2 separate regions of the Homo sapiens genome follow, and region 1 is linked to region 2. Evidence: chromatin loops called from intact Hi-C (ENCODE). Cell type or tissue: PC-9. All regions are shown on one strand. Links, peaks and the distances in the headings refer to the core of each region. The heading gives the core; the rest is flanking DNA.

Evidence for each region. A loop is a pair of places that touch in the nucleus more often than their neighbours do. Peaks named below come from ENCODE experiments on the same cell type or tissue, not always from the same donor. Only the 100,000 strongest peaks of a DNase experiment are listed, where the experiment ranks them.
Region 1: it touches region 2 in a loop (5-fold over the local background); 2 of 110 quality-filtered maps call a loop at or near these places.

Annotation. Positions count from the first base shown.
Region 1 is chr18:44,649,470-44,654,855 of GRCh38, forward strand. No RefSeq gene overlaps it. Among named protein-coding and RNA genes, the nearest start is that of SETBP1-DT, 28 kb to the right of the region's middle. In PC-9, for the core only: no CTCF peak of the experiment used is centred there; a DNase peak (open chromatin) is centred at 2,192; H3K27ac peaks cover 2,423 bases.
Region 2 is chr18:44,339,537-44,344,922 of GRCh38, forward strand. All of the region lies in intron 2 of LINC01478 (long intergenic non-protein coding RNA 1478), which reads right to left. LOC124904291 (a long non-coding RNA gene) reads left to right here and starts at 1,799. Exons shown (of 2, transcript XR_007066348.1): 1 at 1,799-1,983; 2 at 2,187-3,494. RefSeq lists an enhancer at 1,589-2,788. In PC-9, for the core only: no CTCF peak of the experiment used is centred there; DNase peaks (open chromatin) are centred at 2,445, 2,815 and 3,615; H3K4me3 peaks cover 606 bases; H3K27ac peaks cover 3,111 bases.

The DNA.
Region 1 (5,386 bases), core at 73-5,072, 310 kb after region 2:
TATATATACATATATATAAATAAAACTATGTTTTAAAAGGAAGAAAATTATAACACAAAACCTAAGATAAATATTACCTTGGATGGGGGAGACCAAGTGAGGGAGGAAGGGCCGACATAGGGCTATGACATTCTCTGATACATTTAATCATATTCCAGTTCTCAGATTGGGTTGTAGGCATATGGTGGTCATAATAAATGAATTACTAAGTAAGTAAATAAGCCAAGAAATACTATTCTGCTATTTTTGTTTTTTCATTCAACAAGCTTTTTGGTTTTTGTTTTTTTTTTCTGAGACAGAGTCTCACTTGGTCACCCAGGCTGGAGTGCAGTGGCACAATCTCGGCACACCGGAACCTCTGCCTCCCGGGTTCAAGTGATTCTCCTGCCTCAGCCTCCTGAGTCACTGGAACTACAGGCACATGCCACCATGCCTGGCGAATTTTTGTATTTTAGTAGAGACAGGTTTTTGCCATGTTGGCCAGGCTGGTCTATGAACTCCTGACCTCAGGTCATCTGCCCGCCTCGGCCTCCCAAAGTGCTGGGATTACAGGCATGAACCACCGCACCCGGCCTCAACAAGCTTTTAATAGGTATCTACTATGTGCCAGACATACAGCTGAAAACAAGACATAAGCCATCCTTTGTGGAACTGCCATCCTTATTTAGGAAACATAAACTAAAGGAATAACAAATAGATGTATTATAAAATGTCAGGTCGTGCTAACTCCTGTGATGCAAAAGGAAGCAAGACAGTGGGCCAGAGAAGACATGGGGGCAATCTTAAATGGGGTGATCAGGGAAGGACTCGCTGCAGAGGTGGCCTTTGAGCAGAGACCTGAGTGGAGGGAGGAAGTCAGCCATGTGCGTGTCTGAGAGAATTGTGTTCCAGGCAGAGAGAGCATCAAGGAAAAGGACTCTGGGCCAGAAACCCGCTAAGCATCTTTGAAGAACAGCGAGAAGGTCAGTGAGGGTGGAGTGAACAAAAATGATCGTAAATAAATAAGAGGTAACCGGGGCCAGTTGGAGAAGGGTCTGGTAGGCTGAGATGAGGACTTTAGGTTGTTTTCTAACCTACTGTTTCCTTTTCAATAGGAAGCCATTGGAGGGCCTTGAGCAGGCAACTAACAAAACTGCCTTACTTTTCAAAAGCACCTTCCCAGCTACTGTGTGCAAACAGACTGTTGAGGGTCAAAATCAGGCCAACCCAATCTCTTCACGCACTGTTGTATGTAGCTCTCTTCCAATCCTGGCAGCCTATGGCCAGATCTCAAACTAAAATTGCTTTCAATATGTGTATGAACAAATGTCTGTCTCTCTCTCTCTCTCTCTTTCTCTCTGTCCTTGCAAGAACTTTTATAAACATATGTATATGAATTTTATGTGTATGTTACAGCTTCAGATGATACACTAAAGATCTGGAAGCTGTTGAAAATGCATAAAGCACTTAACCTGCATATAAGTGTGTCATGTACTTTGAGGGTTAAAAATTAATTACACTTTATTCTAAAAACAGAGGCATTAGCACATGAAAATATTTCACTAATTGAAGGTATGAGCTTGTGAAATGAATGCATGTTTATGAAAAGCAATCTCATTTTATTTACTGGGAGCCTCTGCATGAGGCAAGTCCTCTTGGCCAATCAAATGCATCAACTTCATGCATAGGCCGATAGACAAAAATACAACTTGTAGATAGGTCACTATGTTTTTACTCCGTGGTAGACAAATCTATCTGGAAGCACAAAATGACACTAATCCCATACCTGTCATGGTATTCCCTGGGTTTTCTCTCATTGGGTGAAACATATTTTTTAATGATGGGGTACACAAACACTTATGAAGAAGTTGTTTCTGTGTTTGTAGATCATCCTTGGGAATCGCTATATCACAGTATTACACAAATCTACAAATTATTTCCAAGACTTAATTTGCCCAGGGTTATCTTCCTCAATGCTAGAAGTCTCGTGAGCAATTTAGGTCTTATATTACTTTGCAGCAAATATTCCCATTCATTTCAGAGATATTCCTCCCTTCTCAAATTTCCACTCACTCCTACCGATAATCTGCCAAACTCTCTACAGGGTTCCAAGTTTTGAGAACCCAGATAAAGGCCCTTTGCATACCTGCCACTCCCAAGGCCCAGCTAAAGTCCTATCAGTCCCAGGAGATCGTTGGTTATCTTTCTCTACAAATGCCTGCGGAATTAGTCACCAGTGCTACTCAGTCTCGCATTTAGTTTTAGTGTTGTTGTTTCACTCTTGCGTAAGGCCAAAAGTTTTGGCACAGTTTGATGCTAAATTGTCACTTTTTTTTTTACATTTTTATTTTATTTCATCAGGTTCTTAAGAAAGTGCTGAACGCACAGAAGATAATAAGGCATCTGGACTGGAATATGTAAAATTACTTAGATTAAGCGAGTAAACCTGTTTAGTCCTTTGGAAATTATGGAATCTATACGAACAACACAATGTCTTGTTAAAAATACTAATATTAACTGAAGCTAAATTCTGGACAAGCTGCTACTAATAATTCTAATTAATAAATGTCAACAAAGTAGGCTGGAGTACCAAGTGGGCAGTCTGTAACATCTTTGGAATTTAGCAGGCATGGACTCTGCATTGCCACATTGCCCTGAGTCCCTGGGACCCCTCCAGGAGACCTGGCCTCTGGGCTCTGCTGAGCCTGCTCTAGGGAGGACTGTTCTCTTATCTTCAGGCAGGATTTGGCTGTGCATGTCTTCTTTATCTGTGAATGTTCATTATTTCTATTTGTACCTGAGCCTATATTTATGGATAATCTATTGAAGGAGGAAATATGGCTCAGGTGAGTGGGAATGACAGGGCTGTATTTAATGGCTACAGCAAATAACCTTCTAACGGCCGAAAGAGTGTCATATCTCACGGTTATGATGTCTTCAAAAGGTGATATTTCTGGCTGTGTCATCATAGCTGTGAAAAGCATTTTCTCAGCATCTAAGAAAAATGGGAAGACCGTGGGGTGATGGAGGTGCACTCAAGACAGGCTGGTATTAATCACACGAGCTCAGCCTCAACTTTTGTCTACATTTAAAGAAAGAAATTTGGGGTTGGGGGAAGGGTGGGTAGAAAAGATACAGACTTTCCAGTTTTTGAGGTGGGTGTTTTAGAGATATGTGACAGAGACCTTGTCTTAGGAAAATAGCTTAGGAGAGCTAATTTTCTGTGAAGGTTCTCACTCCCCTTCTGCACAGCCCTGTTTTTCCAACTTCTGGTTCCAAGTCTATCACCTTATCCCACCTGCCAACCCTATGAAACCTCCTTATGTCTCCAACCCACTTAAAATGTGAACCGAGTTTCTCCCAATATACTTGGAATCATACTGGATGTTATGAGGACACAGGAATTACACGACATAATTCTGACCTTTTGCCTCTGGTGAGACTTCCTCCAGAGACACAAATCACACAGAGGCACATACTTTACTTACACTGTAACCCTCACAAGACGATGCTCACTGCATAATGTCACGATGAATTTATGTTCTCTATTTTTGTGTATAGGGTTGACTCTGAGAGTTATAGCATAATACTGGGATTACTTAGGACTCCAGATTTGCCCTCCTGCCTCCACCAATGCAGCTACTAAAAATATGTTTTCTTTCTTTCCACCTTGCTACCTTCAAGACCTAACTCACGTCTCACCTCTCTCATGAATCTAGTCCATGTTACTATCTGCCTTTTTTTAAAACATTTTTGCTAATAGTGTCTTAGATTTGTCTATTCCCTAATTTTTGACCCATATTTTAGCACCATGTTGGTTACACAAAGGTCTCTTGTTCACTGATTATTTCATGTAGTTTATCACTGAAAACATTAGAAGCAAGGAAATACTATAGAGTTCTTTGTACCTCATGGTGTTTAGCCCAAATTAGATTCAGTTAAACTTTCTTTGATTGTAAATTTTGATTTCCAGTTAATGTCCTAAGTTTCTGTCTTTCTTAACCACACTCTGAATTAGCCATCTCATTATAGTAAACATTAATATATCAATATAGACAAAGAAGCTTTTATTCTCCCTATTTGCCACAAATAAGGAAACTGAGGCTTAGAATAATATTTTTTGTCCAAAGTCACATATGGTGGCACATAGGAAATTGTTCTTTCAGTGCACAGATTTTTCTCATGGAAAATATACAACATTATAAGGGTATAAGAAAGTGAATGTGGATGACCTCATGTAGCTAATTTCTAGACTATAGTACCAATTTGCATGCATATCACAGAGAAAAGGTCTCAACCACAGGAAAGAGTAGGGCTTAGGACAGTGTCCAGCACACGGAAAGCATTCAAGAAATGTTTTACAGCTGGGCACGGTGGCTCACGCCTGTAATCCCAGCACTTTGGGAGGCCGAGGCGGGCGGATCACGAGACCACCCTGGTTGACCATCCTGGCCAACACGGTGAAACCCCGTCTCTACTAAAAATACAAAAAAAAAATTAGCCAGGCATGGTGGCAGGTGCCTGTAATCCCAGTTACTTGGGAGGCTGAGGCAGGAGAATCACTTGAACCCCAGAGGCAGAGGTTGCAGTGAGCCAAGATCGCACCATTGCACTCCAGCCTGGTCAGAAAGAGCGAAACTCCATCTCAAAAACAAACAAACAAACAATTTTCCATTATATGTTACTTATTATTATTATTATACATTTATTATATCAGAATCATCTGAGAAGCTTTTTTTTTCAAAATCCAAAAACCTGTCCTTCAAGGGCATAATTGAATAAATCAAAAATAAAGAGAAAGACATAGAAATGTGCAAAAATACTTTGAATTGAATAAGTCTCCAGATGATTCAGATACATCTCCCTTTTCCTGCCCACCAGTGCCTCCAACACACATATGACCCCTACCATCAAATCAAGAACCCCAAAGAATATGGGTCAGTACAGTTGGCCCTTCATATCCACAGGTTTCACATCCAGCTGCAGATGGAAACTCACAGATACAGAGGTCCCACGGCCCTATGCCATTGATTCTGGTGTCTGCTGGGGTTTCTGGAACCAATCCCCTACAAATACAGAGGGCAAACCGTGCTCAGTTCTTCAAGTAGAATTTAATCAACAAGCATGATTTGATTCTTTGTTATTATTTTGTTAGTATGATGATAATAAAAATGACTGGTCTCTTTCCAGTATAAACAAGTTTCTTAGATACGGTTCTGTAATTTTTCTGGCTAGTAGCCACAGTAGTGGCATGACTACAGAGAGACTAGGGCATGCCATATAATAAAGAAGGAATGTTGACACAAAAGAGCACAGCTACCTATGTCATCCACAAAATATGTGATGCAGACGGTGCATGGAAAGTTCGATTGCTGCTTCTTTGGGAAATGTGACAGAATACCTTGTG
Region 2 (5,386 bases), core at 112-5,111:
TTTTGCTTGATTCTTTTTAATGATTTCAATCTCTTTGTTAAATATATCTAATTGAATTATGAATTCCTTTTCTGTGTTATCTTAATTTTTTTTGTCTTTTTTAAAAATCTCAATAGTTTGGGGGAACATGTGGTGTTTGGTTACATGGATAATTTCTTTATGGTGGTTTCTGAGATTTTGGTGCACCTATTACCCAAGCAGTGTACACTGTACTAAATGTGTAGTCTTTTAACCTTTCCCCCTCCACTCTTCCCCCCGAGTCCCCAGAGTTCATTTTATAATTCTTATACCTTTGTGTCCTCATAACTTAGCTCTCATTCACAAGTGAGAACACACAATGTTGGTTTTCTATTTTTAAGTTACCTCACTTAGAATAATGGTCTCCAACTCCATCCAGATTGCTGCAAATGTCATTATCTCATTCTTTTTTATGGTTGAGTAGTATTCCATGGTGTGTGTGTGTGTGTGTGTGTGTGTATCATATTTTCTTTATCCACTTGTTGATTGATAGGCATTTGGGCTGGTTTCATATTTTTACAATTGTGAATTGTGCCACTATAAACATGCATATGCAAGTGTCTTTTTTATATAATGACTTATTTTCCTCTGGGTAGATATCCAGTAGTGAAATTGCTGGATCAAATGGTAGATCTACTTTTAGTTCTTTAAGAAGTCTCCATACTGTTTTCCATATTGGTTGTGCTAGTTCACATTCCCACCAGCAGTGTAAAAGCATTCCCTTTTCTCCACATCCATGCCAACATCTATTATTTTTTAATTTTTTGATTATGGCCATTCTTACAGGAGTAAGGTGATATCTCATTGTGGTTTTGATTTGTACTTCCCTGATAAAGAGTGATGTTAAGCATTTCCCATATACTTTTTGGTGATTTGTATATCTTCTTTTGAGAGTATCTATTCATGTCCTTATCCCAATTTTTGATGGGATTATTTGGGTTTTTTTGCTGACTTGTTTGAGTTCCTTGTAGATTCTGGTAATTAGTCCTTTTTTAATGCATAGTTTGTGAAAATTCTCTCCCACTCTGTGGGTTGTTTATTTTCTCTGCTTGTTATTTCTTTTGCTGTGCAGAAGCTTTTTAGTTTAATTAACTCCCATCTATTTATCTTTGTTGCATTTGTTTTTGGGTTCTTCGTCATAAACTCTTTGCCTAAGCCAATGTCTAGAAGAGTTTTTCTGATATCTTCTAGAAATTTTATGTTTTCAGGTCTTAGGTTTAAGTCTTTGATCCATCTTGAGTTGATTTTTGTATAAGGTGAGACATAAGGATCCAATTTTATTCTTCCACACGTGGCTTGCCAGTTATCTCAGCATCATTTGTTGAATAGGGGGGCCTTTTCCCAGTTTATGTTTTTTTTGTTTGTTTGTTTTGTTGTTGTTTTTTTTTTTTTTTTTTTGCTCTTTTGAAGATCAGTTGACTGCGAGTATTCAAATAGCATATCAAAAAAATTATCCACCATGATCAAGTGGGTTTCATACCAGAAATGCAGGCATGGTTTAACATATGCAAGTCAATAAATGTGATACACCACATAAACAGAATTAAAAACAAAAATCATATGATTACCTCAATAGAGCTGCATAAAAAGCATTTGACAAAATCCAGCATCGTTTTATGATTAAAACCTTCTGTAAAATCGGCATAGAAGGGACATACTTTAAGGTAATAAAGCCATCTATGATAAACTCATAGTCAACATTATACTTAGTGGGGAAAAGTTGAAAGTGACAGAAACAGAAACTCTTGTTCTCTTCCTTTAATTTCTCCCAAACAAACAGAGTCTCTCTCTATCTGCTGAGCTGCCTGAAGCTAGACATAAACACCTCTGTGGCCACTACCACTGAGACTGCACTGGGTCAGAACTGAAGCCAACACAGCACTTGGTCTCACCCAAAGCCCAGTGTAACCACTACCTGGCTACTGCTTCTGTTTGCTCAAGGCCCTAGGACTCTATAATCAGCAGGTAACAAAACCAACCAGGCTTGTCTTTTTCATCAGGTTAGTGAGTTTCCTCAGTCCCCGGGTGGGTCCACAGGTACTGTCTGGAAGCCAGGGACTGGAATCAAAGATCTTAGAAATCTGCCTGGTGTTCTATTGTATTGAGGCTAAGGTGTCACTCAAACCATGAGATAATATTTTTCCTACTCTTCCCTCCCTTTTCCCCAGGCAGAGGAGCCTTTCCTCGTGGCCACCACCACCAGAGACTCAAGAGAGGTACTACCAGGCTATCACAGATATTCACTTAAAGACCACAAGGGCTCTTCAGTCAGCCTGTGGTGAAGCCATCAGGCCTGCGACTCACCCTTCAGGGCAATGGGTTCCCCTTTGGCCCAGAACATGTTGAGAAATGCCACCCAAGAGCCAAGGCCTAGAATCAGGGAAGTCAATAGCCCTCTTTGTGCTCTACCCAATGTGGCCAAGCTGGTGCCTGAAGCCAGCATATCTCAGAGACTCACCCAAGGCCCATGACTAACTATGTAGGTATTGCTGCTGGTTCTTCAAGGCCCAAGGGCATTTTTGTCAGCAGGTGATTAATCCTGCCAGACTGGCTTCTTTCCTTAAGGTAGCAAGTTCTCATCTGGTCTAGGGTATGTCTAGATATGTTGTTCAGGAGCTAGGGCCTGGAATGGGGGACTCATGACTCTTCCCAGTGCCCTATCCTAATATGACTGACCTGGTAACCAAGATGCAAGACAAAGTCCCCCTTACTCTTCTTTCCCTCCTCCTCTCCTCAAGTAAAATAAAGGAGTCATTTTTGTTGCTGCAAGCTGTGCTGCCTGGGTTTGTCGAGGGAGAGGCACAAGCATTCCCTTAGTCACCCTGGCTGATGTCCCATATCCACTAGCTCTGAGCCCAGTATGCTGCTAGGACTTTTTAGAAATTGCAAGTCCTTGTAGCCTAGACTGCATTTCAAGCGTATTTAGGACCCCAGAGCCCCTTAGCCCTCATGGGCAAGGCTTCCCAAAACTCAAATTCAACCACTGGGATGGCTAACTCCCCTCTGGCTAAAGCTGGTCTAAACGATCCCCCCTCCATGTGTAGGCATCAGCTGAGTTTAGCCATGTTTTCCTTTCTGCTGTGACAGAGCAGCACTTCATTCACCACACTCTCCCTCACCCAAACACATAGATTCTCCTTGCCACATGGCCACTGTTGGGAGTATGGAAGAAGGGTGGCATCAGTAATTTAAGGCTGTTTTCCCTACCCTCTTCAGTGCCTCTTTTAGTGATATGAAGTTAAAACCAGGTATTGTGATACCTCACATAATTTTTCATTCTTGTGTATGTGCTTTTTTGTGTAGATGTTATATTGGTGTTCCTATGGGAGGGATGATCAATGAAGGCTTCTATTAGGCCATCTTGCTCTGTCCTCTCCATCTAGATATGTTTAGATACACAGATATTTAACATTGTGTTAAAATTGCATACACTATAAACTCCACTTAAAACTGATTAAAGTCTCATTCTTGTCAAATAAATAAATAAATAAATAAATAAAATTGCCTACACTGGTCAGTGCAGCAACATGCTATACAGGTTTGTGGCCTGGGAGCAATCGGCTATGTTATATAGCCTAAGTATGTGGTAGGCTGTACCATCTCAGTTTACGTAAAGTACACTCTATAATGTTTGCACAGCAATGAAATCACCTAACAATGTATTCCTTAAAGTGTATCCCTGTCATTAAGCAATACACAATTGTACACTTGTGTTTTTTGAAGACATCCCACTTTTGCTTTAGTAATATTTGCACATCTTTTCTGAAAGTTAAGTTGGCACTTATTATAATCCTCATTTTGTAAATGAAAAAAAAATGAGAGCCAGAGCATTTTTAGGTTTTGTCTATGGCCACATAGTTAGCAGGTTCTGAGAATCCAAGTGTTTTGACTCTTGGCTAAAAGTGCTTTCTGGCTCCAAACTTTATTTTTCAAATTTAGTAAAAACAAACTAGAAAGTAGTGAGATAAATGTGACATAATCATTCAAGAAGTCAGTGATGAAAGCCCTTAGGCTTTCAAAAAATAACAGAAAGAAATACACAGAGAGAAACCCCCTACAGAGCCAGTTCTTATTGAAATCCACAGAAGGAGCATTATCTCCATTCCCCCTACTCCCAATTTCAGACTCTTCCCTCTTCCTAGCCTGCAGACACACCAGTATGAAACACTCTTCTTCTTCTGCCAAAATTTGGAATGAAAGAGACTGTAGTTCCTCTCTAGGGCAAGACAACTCCAAAATGAGTGTGGTTATCTTGTTGTCTCTAAAAGCCAAGAGATATGCAAAGTGTGGGGTAATGTCAGAAGGACATACAAATTGACTTTTAGGGAAGCTTACTGGCCAAAAATAGGGGCCAAACATAACTATCTAAATAGTAATAACTTCAATGAATTGAAACACATCAAAACATTAAAAATACATGTGTTCATGATCTTTTAAAAATTCTCATCAAAGTTGGGGTTTTCACAGGAACTAACTCATTATTCTGAAAATTGGAAAATATCATGTATTTACTCTGCGTGGATTGTATTTCAGTGAAACCAGAAAGAGAATAATAAAAAGTTATTCTTTGTAGTATAAATACAGCTTATAAATGAAGTAAGATTGTTATATAATTTTTTTCCTAATGAAATAATAGCTGGAGGCATGGCTTACACCTGTAATTCCAGCCAGTTGGGAAGCAGAAGTGAAAGGATCACTTGAGACTATGAGTTTGAGACCAGCCTGGGCAAAAGAAAGACCCTACCTCAACAAAAATAGAAAGAAAATAAAGAAACAGTGGATCTAGGTATTAGTCATGAATGGCTGTTTAACCCTTCAGATGAAAGCTAATTGGGACCTTCATTTAAAAATGAATTCCACTTTCATCATTGAAATCTACTGTTACTAAAGGTAGGAAAAGAAAATATTTCATTTCTTTTGATATAATGCAATATGAAGCATACAGTACCATCTCTGCCTTGCTCTTGCTGGAGTAAAAAAATAATAATAATAAGCTTTTATCTTGCTAAGGCTTTAGATCCAACTGCCAGTTTTCAGGAAAAAATGAAGCTTAGAAAAACATGTTAAATGATAACCACAAAGAGTTAGCCAAATACAATGTGGGAAATTCTATATGACAAATGACCCAGATTTTTGAATAACTAACTGGCATTTGGAAGAAAACGATACAGAATACAGGGTCAGTTTTAGCTTGTTAAAAGTTAAAAAGACTTTAGGGGGATATTAAACAATAATGCATAAAATTTGTTTGGAACCTGATTTAAACAGATATTTCTGTGAAAATTAAGGAAAATTTAAAACAGACTTGTATTAAGTGATTTAAAGATATTTCTAAATGACCTTTATTGTATTGGTTTTGATAAGATAT